Linked DNA regions of Homo sapiens: region 1 is linked to region 2. Evidence: chromatin contacts called from ENCODE Hi-C or POLR2A ChIA-PET data. All regions are on one chromosome and are shown on one strand. The core of a region is the stretch at or near the end of the contact, and the rest is flanking DNA. Distances in the headings are between cores, read along the strand shown. Region 1 holds the start of GRIP1 (glutamate receptor interacting protein 1). Region 2 overlaps GRIP1 (glutamate receptor interacting protein 1).

The links. A loop is a pair of places that touch in the nucleus more often than their neighbours do. ChIA-PET counts read pairs that join two places held with the same protein, here RNA polymerase II (POLR2A). Pooled maps may share reads with other maps.
Region 1: a loop to region 2 is called in a map with no recorded cell type, with 2.2 times the contacts of the local background. The contact joins the promoter of GRIP1 here to the enhancer-like site in region 2. A Hi-C loop is called at or near these places in 2 of 168 maps with a recorded cell type or tissue (OCI-LY7 and Ramos), 8 of 37 single-sample maps with no recorded cell type and 3 of 50 pooled maps. POLR2A ChIA-PET finds 5 or more read pairs at or near these places in 3 of 52 experiments (GM12878, OCI-LY7 and activated B cell).

Annotation. Positions count from the first base shown.
Region 1 is chr12:66,676,270-66,682,168 of GRCh38, reverse strand. It overlaps GRIP1 (glutamate receptor interacting protein 1), which reads left to right and starts at 3,093. Exons shown (of 25, transcript NM_001366722.1): 1 at 3,093-3,319. The coding sequence starts at 3,265.
Region 2 is chr12:66,620,863-66,626,879 of GRCh38, reverse strand. The region is part of intron 1 of GRIP1 (glutamate receptor interacting protein 1); the gene reads left to right. Among named protein-coding and RNA genes, the nearest start is that of GRIP1, 55 kb to the left of the region's middle. Within about 2 kb of position 1,864, at least 3 of the 41 ENCODE cell types and tissues checked have a DNase peak (open chromatin) inside an H3K27ac peak, as active enhancers do; they include GM12878 and OCI-LY7, where a contact is called at or near this core.

The DNA of each region.
Region 1 (5,899 bases), core at 1,844-4,343, 54 kb before region 2:
TGAATTTGTCCCCCTGTAAACTAGATCACATTTTGTATTGGTGGCAAGGAAGCAGTGAAAAACAAGAGGAGAAAGAATGATTAGCCAGGGGTGAGAAGCTATGGTTCTTTCCTGTTCTTTACCACTTACTAGCTGAATGACTTTGATGAAAAACACCTTCTCTGAAACCAGTTTTCCTTTTCTGCATCAAAAACCTATAACAGAGTCGCTCCATGATACATTATGTGTGAAAGTGCCTTCTAATTCATTAAATTCTATGTAAACGTGGTACACTTGTATTACACCTTAGCAAAACTAATGTTTTAAAGAAACCCTGAAATAAGAATTATCATCTTAAGGGACTAGTCTGCCCTGAATCCAGCAAACCCATGTTTTCATGTATTGAGGTGTTTGTGTTTTTAAGAGGGGTAAACCTCTTGAACTAGCTCACTCACTCTTCTTCAGATCACATTGGGGCTTAATCAAATCTGTATTTTGTACAATTTTACCTGCCTTCTTTTTCCATAACCCCTACTTGGTGACCCTCACAGAGCATGTTGTAAAGTTTGAACTGTCTAGACAGCTGAGCCACCATAATTAACATGTTCATGACAGGTCCCAAAGACACATGCTTACATTGATCTGGTAGCCAAGAAATGTAGGTCACTCTGCCTTGTAGTAGCTCATGTTAGGAGCCTGTGGTCCACATTCCACCGGTTGCCTTGGCCATTTGAGACCTTCATCCTACAGATCGATACATTTTGAGATAGAAGGCTTGCATTGTTGGAAGGCATTTTACCAGTGCTAGAGTTCAGGATGGGAGGCTAAGCTTGCATTAGGCAAAGGGAGGACAAAGGGTTTAGGGCAAGAAGGTTGACCTGGGAGTGGCTCCCCAGGAAATCTCCAAGCATTAGCGAGGCCAGAAATGGAAGAAGATGGGAATACCTGGTGAATTCGTTCATTTTCTGGAAAAGAATTACTCCAGGAGGCTCCATTTCTGTAAGATTCCTGGGGCTGCACCTGGGCAGACTAATAGGATAGATATGGATTGGCAGCCACAGTATTCAAAGAGAGAAAAAACAATCCCCTAGTTTGGGCTCTCAGAAACCTTTCAAAGAGCTCCATGATGGGTTATTTCCCCTGCCAAAGAAATAGGACATTTTAGTAGTTCTGAAGACCTTTCTTGGGACCAGAGGATAGAGCTTTTAAAACAAAACAAAAAAAATAAGCATATTAGGAAAAGGGGAAAATATTTGATCATTTTAGTCATAAGGAAAAAGCAAATTGGATTTGAGTCTGCAAAATAGCAGAAGGCAAGAGATTCCTGTATGGTTTTGAGTTGTATTTGAATAGACTGGGCTGGGGTGGTGGTGTTCCACAGGCAAGATTCTACTAATAGTAATTGACAGCTGCGTATTCTGAGTGCCTGGATTTTAGGAAATATGTTAGATTTGGAGAAGAATCTTGGAAAGAGCTAACTGTAAGTATTTATCTCACTTTAGCTAGTAACTCAGTTCTCTAGTACTAAGGTATATTTCTATTTAAAGCAAAAAAATATCAAGGAGGCTAAACTATTTCTAGGGATAACCTAATAGAGATGAACATAATATGGGTTGAAATTCAAAGAAAGATTTATGCTAATCAGAACAATTATAAAAATTTGATTTTGCACTGCAGTCCATTTAATATAGTATTTTCTATTGATTAGTGGTTGCTTTAGCTAGACCATCCTTGGTAAAAGAATTCTGTTCTTTTCAAAAACCTTTAAAGTAGATGCTTATGATATTCAGATGTTTTTCACACACAAATTATTTTTCTATTGGACTCAAAATACAAAGCATATGCATTTCAATAGCAGTGGATTGAAATTGTTTGAGTTCATATTGAATTTATGAATGAAGAAAAGAAAGTTTTACCACTAAATTTGGAATGTTGGAAGTTATTTTAAAAACCAGCTTGAAAGTTTTTTCACAGCCTGAAGAGTAGAGAATAAAACTGTATGAATAATTCATAAAGTCCTAGAAATATTAATCAAGTAGTTTAGACAGTGATATATCTTTTCATTTTGACTAATTGATTTTTTTTTTCTTAAACTTCCTGGCCAACTGTCTAATTTTTTGTCCTGAATGTTTATGTTAACTCCTGTGGGAGAATTCTGGATTTTGATTAAAATTCCCTACCAAATGTTAGTTCGTATTGACTATATGGCGAGCAGGCTGCTGCTGGCAGATGAGGAGGTGTGCTCCGCCTTCTTATCACTTTGTGAATGGATTGTGAAGGGTTTGTTAATTTGCTCTTCACTCCATTGGAGCAGATACTCACAAATATCTGCTATGTCGCAAGACCGTTTTATTTGCATAATGAGAAGAATGGTTTGGGGGATGGTTGTTTGGGAAATAGTATAATAAAGTATATTAAAAATAGAAATACTTGGCCTTGTTTGCCTTTATTTCTGGTATCTTTAGAAACAGTCTTGACTGTGTTGCTTTCCAGCCAAGTCCTTTTTTGGAAGGGTGATTAAAGGGGCTGGGACTCCATCTGCCTGATTGTCTGCCTAGCCCTAACCCTTTCTTGTATTCCCTCTATAAACAGACACTGCCTTAACTCTCATAGGTTCAGGAAGTACCAAAGAGGTCTCTGTCCTAGAGCTGCTTCCCCGCTATAGGCAGAACTGTGATTCTTTCCTCAATCCCAAATATAAACGGCCCTCCCTCTTTTTCTTTCCTTTTTTTTTTTTTTTTTTTTGGTTGTTGTTTAAAGAACATAGTACATGACCCATGCATTTCTTCCTAAAGTAAGAGTGTAAGCATTTCACTTGCATTTCCCATTAAATGAGACATATAAAGGACACTGACTTGATGCTGAGAAGGAAAGGGGCTGATGGTGGCTGAACTGACTGGATACATCGCCTTTTGCCTTAAACAGAATGCACTGTTCAGTGCTTAGCGTTAGATTTATGGAATGGCTCCTCACACAGTGTCGTCCCTGCTTTGTACAATTTGGTGCTTTGTTGCTATCGAAACGGCATTACTTTCTAAGCCATTGTGATTGTGAAGGGGGAGGAGGCTGTGGCAGGCAGGGGTGGTAGTAGTAGTGAATGACACAGATTTGCCAGATGACATGTAGCGGACCTCTGCATCAGCCAAGAGGAATTAAGCTTTGTCACTCCCCACTGGGACTACCTTTCTCCTGGTATGTGCGCAAGGAATTCATATGCTGCTGCTGCTGCAGCCACCAGAGCAGAGAGCCTTGAGTACACTTTGCCACAGAAAGCAGTGAGCAAGAATGATAGCTGTCTCTTTTAAATGCCGTTGTCAAATTCTGAGGCGACTTACTAAAGGTATCGTGCTTTCCTTGTTATTCCCTCAGCGAGTCTGTTGCAGTATCCTATAAACACAGTTTAATGGTTTTTACTTTCAAATATGACTGCCTTTGCAATTTATTGTCAGGCAACAAAGAACTCAGTGAAATATGTATAGATACATATGTACAGGTAGACTCGGCTTTGCTTTCTGTCCTTACATCTCGGTTGTGTTCGTGCTGAAATTATGAAAGCAGCTTGTGTGATTTTTTTTTTAATGACTTCATTCTTTGCTGAAAAGAGAATGTGTTTGGGTCCGGTGCTGAAGTTATTGTGGGAAACCGTCATTTTGCATGCTGATTAACTGGCCAAAAGGAGTCAAGTGTGTGTTACTGTCCTTTCTATGATACATATACTAAATGCAGCTGGCAGATTCAGGACTCGCACAGCTGGTGGATCCACAGAATAATTGTTTGTTCTATGACTTTCCAACATCTTAAGAGCTTTTTCCCTGGACAGCTTTAATTTCTTTATGTGTTAGAATTGCATGTTCAGAAAAGTATGTAATTCCAAATGCTTTGGTCCTATGTAATACTAGAAGTTTATTTGAAAGTAAAAATCATTGCTCGGAATCTTATCATCAAGAATTACCAGCTTCAGATTGTCACTCTTAGAACTCTAAAATAGTAATTAAATTTCTCTGTAATATTTAAGGTATTATTTTATTTGAAACCATTCTGGATGTGCCATCTCGTTTACTTTGTGAGCATTCTATTGCAAAGTTAGTAAATGGATGCCTTAAAAATCCTGCCTTGTGTCCATATAGATATGTGAGCTCTCTTGCCTTATTTCCTTTAGATAGAACCTTCCTTAGAGAAAATTTATTATTTAAAAAAAAACTTCATTCTGAGTAAAAGTATTTAGTTGCAAATGCCTTTCTTTTTCAGCCTGTAATATAGAGTACTGTTGAGTAATTAATGGATATAATTATGTTCTAGAAGCTCTGAACCTATAAATATGTTAATGGATGCTATTTCTGTCAGTTTAGCTTGACATATCAGAATTCTTTGATCACCAGCAGTGCAGCTAAAAATGCAATTAATATTTTATCTGGCAGAAGAATGAGCACAAAGCAAATCATGAGAAATAGATCTTGAGTCAATAACAGGAAAGAGAATAAATACTGTAGACCAACTTACCGAATGCATTTGCAAGTTGTTTGGATAGCAGAGTGAGTCCTTTAAAAGGTACTTTGGGGGAAATGTAGGGAAGATTATACATTTTAAATTAGGCTATTAGCAGGAGGCTGTAAATTCTGTTTTGACTTTATCCTCTACAATTGGTACAGACGTACAATTTCTGTTTATAAATCATGACTAAGAGACTATCCTTTCTGTTACGGTTTTGGCTGAGACTTTTAAAGGCAGGCCCTTATTCTGAAAAGTTCTTTTCTGACCTGATTTTGGCATTTACTTATCTTGATGTTGAGAAGTTGATGGTCTTCTTACATCATAAACATGAAACAATCAGTATTTTCTATTCATCTGTATCAGTTCTTTTATAAGTACTACATACAAGGAAGAGAGTGAACCCAAGCAATTTATAGTTCTTACAAATATTTTTAACTTTCTCAGTTTTCTGAATTTTATGGAAGCATTGATCTCCTGCATTGAAAGGAGATTTAAGTGTTTACTAAGATAGTCGCTAAAAATCTAGATAATTGAGGAAAGTATTGATAACTGCTTTGGAGTTGCTACCTCACACTTTTTTCCAAAATCTTTATGTCTGCTCTATTTGGTATTTAACTTAAGACTGTCAGTTGATGATTAAAATAAAATCTCTTTGCAGAATCAATTTGCCATAATTGGGTTCTTCTTTGTGTTTAACTGGCTGTCCAAATACTTACAAGAATGCACCTGAGTAACACGGTACCTTGCCTTGCCATCTGCTTCAGTCTTGTCCAACAACGTTCAAGTTCCACCCATGCTTCTTGTTCCAAAGTGGATTCATTGAGTTCTAGCACCCCACCCATACTTGTGGTGCTGTTTTCTTAAGCTGTAATGATAAAACCAGGAAACATATGTAATTACAATATTAAAATGACCTTTCTTTTAGGGTCAGGAGTGTATTTGGGGACAGGGGTGGATATACACTTGAAGTTTCTTTCTTGTCCCATTCTCCCTACTCACACAACTCCCACACCCTCACCCTCAACTCCCAAACATACATATTTCTTTATACCCATTGAGGGCTCCACCTAACACTCACTCTTCCAGACATTTAGCACAAGGCATTACACTTAGTAGGCACTTCAAAACTGTTTGTTAAAATGAATTGGATTTGTCTAGTTGAAAGTAGTAGGGCATTTAAATCTTCTGTGAGCTCTTAGGAAATGCTTCAAGAGCTTTATTAGGCCTCTTGTGGCTAAAACCTTACCCAGATCTTAGCAGGGGGAAGTTTGCTTCATGACTCCAAAACTACCTTGCTATTTGTGGTTGATATCACCCACAAGAAAAAGCAATATGGCAATTGCAATTTCTTCTTAATTTTCTTAAGGAGAAAATGATGGAATAAAAGGGAAACAATTTTCTACAAACACCCACATTCTTGATATTTTTA
Region 2 (6,017 bases), core at 615-3,114:
CAAAATAGCATCAGTGCCAAGTTCTCGTTTGTCCTGACTCAGAGCCCTTTCTTCTTGACACCTGCAGAGTCATTTCTACAGAAAGAAGCAGGACTGTTTCTCATCAGGATTCTATGCTCGTGTCCAGAACTGTGAAATGAGGAGTGGTGACGCTGACTATACCTCCTTTTAATTGAGACAGTAAGGCCTTCTCACCTTCCCCAGCTTACTGGGGATGGGAACAGAACATAAGACACCAGCAGAAAGAGAAGCCAAGAGAAAGTAAGGACAGAGCACATTTATCAGGGCAAACTAAGCAAATGCTTTCAGAATATAGGTTATCCAGATACTCCTAGCTATGGGTGGTTTATATTCAAGACATTTAAGAAATGTTTCCTCAGTTTTCTCTAGAGAAATACTATACTATTTGTTGTGCACACGTAGTATTTATATTCAGAAGATAATATGTACTTTAGTTATAAATATATTGATTTTTAATTGAACTTTTGTTTGACTCTTTTAGCATTTGGTTTTAAAAGTAAATATACTTTTTTTTTTTTGGAGATGGGGTCTTACTCTGTCTCCCAGGCTGGAGTGCAGTGGTGCGGTCTCAGCTCACTGCAACCTCTGCTTCCCATGCTCAAGCAATTCACCCACCTCAGCCTCCCAAGTAGCTGGGAGCACAGGTGCACGCCACTATAGCTAGCCAATTGTTTTTGTTTGTTTTTTGTATTTTTGATAGAGATGGGGGTTTCACCAAGTTGCCCAGACTGGTCCCCAACTCCTGAGCTCAGTTGATCTGCCCACGTCGGCCTCCCAAAGTGAAAGATAAATAAACTGTTTTGTGTTTTTGAGACTGATAAGCTTGTTCTTCCCTCTGCCTAGAGAATCTCCCCTCCAGAAGTGGGCTGGTTCCTTCTTCTCATTTAAGTGTCAGCCCATGTCACATCCACAGAGAGTCATTCTCTTTCTGATAGTGCTTCCTCTCTCCCACTCTGGAACTCTCAGTACCCGAAATTCTTAGTAGGTATAAAATAAATATTTTATTAAATGCTACATGGGAGACACTTGCAAATGTCTCTATATACTCTTTATTCTATTTATATTTTTATCAAACTTCTCATCTAAGGAATAGCAACCCCTTACATTTGCTAGACTATCTTAAAATTATTCCTTTTTGGAAGCTCCATTTAAAATTTACGTTTGCATAATTTTTCCACCTCAGTGATGTTTCTCATTAAACTCTTAACACTTTAAAACTGCTTATGTTGGCTCAAATTTCAAGGGTAATTCCATCATTTTGAATTTCTTCATTTTATACCTACTGTCAGAAAGCAATTACAATAAAAAATCACTTATACTCACTATGGTTTTTCATATAATAGTATAAATGACTGTATTTCAATATAAATGTGTAAATTTTATTACTTTATTGAGTCCCTTTAAAAATTGATGTAACTTAAAGCACTGTAAATTCTCAGAAAAATGTGTTATAAGATCTACTGGTCATCTATTCATATGGGAAAGTACGTATGTGAAAATATGTCTGTATGCAAGTAGGATGCATAACCCAGATCAAGGAGTCAGTTCAGTTTGGGGAAAACATAATGTATACCATCCATAATGGAAGCAAGACAATAATGTAAATGATAAGATGCGAGTTACATTGGTTAAGAACAAAATGAAGCTATTATAATATATGCAACTTAAATAACATGGCAGCCCATCTGGTCACTTGAAGACCTTTCTCCAAATCTGTCCCCAGATTCATAAGTATAAGGTCATGACAGATAATAACATATGTCTCTTCCTTCCTGAGACCTTTCTGCCTTGTGTTTTAAATAAAGAATGACATTACAAGCTTACCACCTACACCAAACCTATTTAAAAAAAAAAAAAGGAACTGAAATACATGATCTAAAAGTAAAGTATAGTCTTGCCTTGATTTTCATTTGCATTTGACGTTTTAAAACATGGCAAAACCCAGTAATGAATTTTTACTTTGAGCCATTTCTAAATGTTTTGCTGGAAATTAGCTGTAAATATTACAGTCTCTGGAACAAGTTAAATTGGAAATGTTGCTCGTGCTAAATGAAATAATTAACTATGAATGAAAATCCTGATAGAAAAATGTACTTTTCACACATCTTTTACAGATGTGCTACACTGCATGGGAAATTTCACATGGAGAAAGTCAAATAACCACTGTCTTTCCTTAGAGATATATTTAAAAGGGGTAAGAGGTATGAAAATGAATGTATATGCTATTATCCATCAGCCTAGTACTTGCTGCAGAGGATAATTTCAATTCTTTGCTGTATGTACTTAGCCTAAATGATTGTTTTACATGCTTTATTTCTCTAATGCATTCAGAGAGAATCAATAAATTATATTTATTATTCAGAGGCAAGAGACATTTTGTAATCTATCCAATCATGAATTTCTAATGTATCTATTTTACTTTAAAATGTTACTTTACTTCTAATTTTTTTCTCTCTTTAGGGATTAATCACAATCATAGCAACCTATTACACATTTTGACGTGAAATTGTAAATCATCTTGTTACATATTTTTGCACTTTCCAAAATAAGACATTTTGTTTAATTATTCAAACCAAATTAATGGTGCTGATCTCTGTGCAACATAATCTAGACCTTTGAGAGGGCAAACATGCATATGGAAACAGAGGAACCAATTGAAATAATGCATTTTCTTACAAGGTTTTTAAATATTCAAAATCAGAGGAATGTTTAACTTCTATCTTATTGTAGAAATCTGTTTAGGTGGGAAAGATACTGACTCCTAGAGGATAAAATTGTATTTCCATCATCTAGCACAGTGCGTTGCACCCTGAAATTACTGAATAAATATATGAACAAATGAATGAATTAATTATAAAGGAGCTGTGTTTCAAAAAATGCTTCCCTGCAATAATAATAATAGTGTAGCTGAAGATTGGTTTTATTGAAGGAAACCAAAAGATAATAAATTTAAAAGAAAAAATTCATATATTCCTATAAAATGTTATGTGGAGCTACGACCAGCTAAAATGTCCTATGGTCATTTTAAGTAGTTGTTTGAGTACATTGATCAAATTGAAACCAAAGAGACATCAAAAACCAAATAGGAAATGTCTTTAATCCTGAAAATAAATATGGTCCACTTGCACTTGAAATGCCCAGTGCTTCCAGCAGCTGAGCCTACAGAAGAAATGAGGAAGTGACTCAGGTTCTGAGAAGAAACAGAAAGAGGGAAGGGATGACTGGTATGTGAGCCCCAGTTAGGAAACTTGGGGCTTCCAGGAGGAAAACTAGACCATAAATCTGAGGGTGATGTGAGCCAAGTTTAGAAAAATTATAAATTCCATGAACTTGACCATCCTTGTAAGACTGAAATGTTCAAGTATATATTGTTTCCCATTTAGTTGGAACTCATCATACCAAGAGATGATACAGACTGATCAACTTTAAGTAGGCCCAATCCCAGTTAGCAGCTATGTGACAATGGGCAAGCTACTTAACGTCTCTGTGCTTCTGTTTCATTTCCTGAATACTGCAGATAAGAATGCCTTATCAAGTTATTGTGAAGTTTAAATGAATTAATACTTATAAAGTGCTTATGACACTACTTTGATTAAAGATTTATGAAATAAAGTTCATTGAAGATAAATTATTAAGAAAAGCAGAGAGACTTAGGCTATATCTCTAAATGTTATGCCTCTCCATGAAAATATTTCTTGTAACTACTTCTAGAAACAGAAAACTTTTGGCAAGGCTATTAGTCTGGTTCATTCATTCATTCATTCGGCAGTTACCTACTGAGCATCTACTGTTCATCAGGAAGTATTCTAGATACTGAGGATATAGTAATAAAAATAAACTAAAATCATGCTCAATGTCCTCATGGAATTCATAATATAGAGGGGGAGACAGCTAAGTAAACAGTAATTCTGTATAGTAAATCTTGTAGTAAACAACATATGGGGTGCCGCAGGAGCTCAAACTAGCACATCAACCCTTTCACTGCATGAATAGTAGGTGGAAATAGGAACAGATCATGTGAAACATCCCGAAAGAGGGGATGACTGGGTTGAGACTAGAAGGATGAGTATGAGTAAGGCAGGTATAGGGAAAATGAAGAGTATTTTAGAGACAGAGAATTCCAGATCATTGAAGTTAGATGGCAAGGGGGAAATGAAACTAAAAAAGTAGGCAGGGACCAGGTAACAGAGAAAACCATGTGCCATGTTGTCTGGACCTTAAGATCAATTGGAAACAGTATTCAGTTGCCTGGCATGCTTGCTCTTTAGCCTCTCACATTGTATATATATTTTTTGGTTTTAATGGGTACATAGTATGTATTCATGGGGTATATGAGATGTTTTAATACAGGTATATCATGTATAATAATTACATTAGGGTAAATGGGGTATCCAGCATCTCAATTATCTTTTTTTGTGTTGCAAACAATCCAAATATATTTCCTTATTTTTAAATGCACAATAAATTATTGTTGACTGTAGCCACCCTGTTGTGCTATCAAATACTAGATCTTATTAGATCTTATTCATTCTATCTATATTTTTGTACCCATTACCCATCCCCACTTCCTCTCCCTCCTCCATCACATTGTATTTGTTTGGAATTTATTTGGGGCAAAAGTGACTTGTAGCATAACTCAAGGGTTCTGCTTAGAAATTAATTGTATTATAGGTTAATCAAAGTGGAATCAGTACAGTGATTTCTTGGATATGACACCAAAAGCACAGCCACCAGAAGAAAAAAAAGGATAAACTGGACTTCTCCAAATTAAAACCTTTTGTACATCAAAGTACATTATTGACAGAATGAAAAGGCAACCCATGGAATGGGAGAAAATATTTGCAGATCATATATCTGACAAAGAATATCCAAAATATATAAAGAATTTTACAACTCAACAGCAAAAGCAAAAACAAACAACCTAACTCAAAGATGGGCAAAGGACTGGAAAAGACCTTTGTCGAAAGAAGATACACAAATGGGCCATAAGCACAAGAAAAGATACTCAGCAATACTAGACATTAGGGAGATGCAAATCAAAACCATAGTAAGATAGCACTTTATATCCATTAGGATGGCTATTAAAAAACAGAAAATAGCAAGTATTAGCAGGAATGTGGAGAAACTGTAACCCTTTTGCATTACTAGAGGGAATATAAAATAGTGTAGCTGCTGTGGAAAACAGTTTGGGGATTCCTCAAAAACTTAAACATAGAATTAACATATGATCCACAATTCCACGCCTACATATATACCCCAAAGAATTGAAAGCAGGGACTCAAACAGATACTTGTACCTCACTGTTCAGAGCAGCATTATTCACAATAGCCAAAAGGTGGACACGAGCCAAATGTCCATCAACAGATGAATAAACAAAATGTATACATACAAGGGAATATTATTCAGCAATAAAAGGTAATGCAGTTTGATACATCTTGAAATGTGGATACACTTGGAAGACATTATGCTAAGTGAAAAGGCCAGATACAAAAGGACACACATTATGTCACTGCCCTATGTGAGTTGCCTAGAATAGGCAAATTCATAGAGACAGAAAGTAGAATAGAGGTTACCAGGAACTGTGGGGGGACAATGGGAAGTTATTGTTTAATTAGTACAAAGTTTCAGTTTGGGATGATAAAAAAAAGTTCTGAAGATAATAGGGGTGATGGGTGCACAACACTGTGAATGTACTTAATGTTGTTGAACTGTATACTTAAAAATTGTTAAAATGAACAATTTGTGTTATGTCTATTTTACCATAATATAAAAAATGTAAATGAAATCGCTCTGCTTTGCAATTTATAAAATGCTTTTCCAAAAATATGTTAAAACTTTTCTAAATACAGTAATTTCTGAAAACTTAATTTATTCATTATCTTTTGCCTCTGGGATTTGGAAGAGTCTAAACCTGAGTGAATTAGGGAAGTTTGGGCAGGAAAAGTGAATCATCATGCTGCAGCCTCCAGTCTTCAAAAGAATTTCTACAACCAACC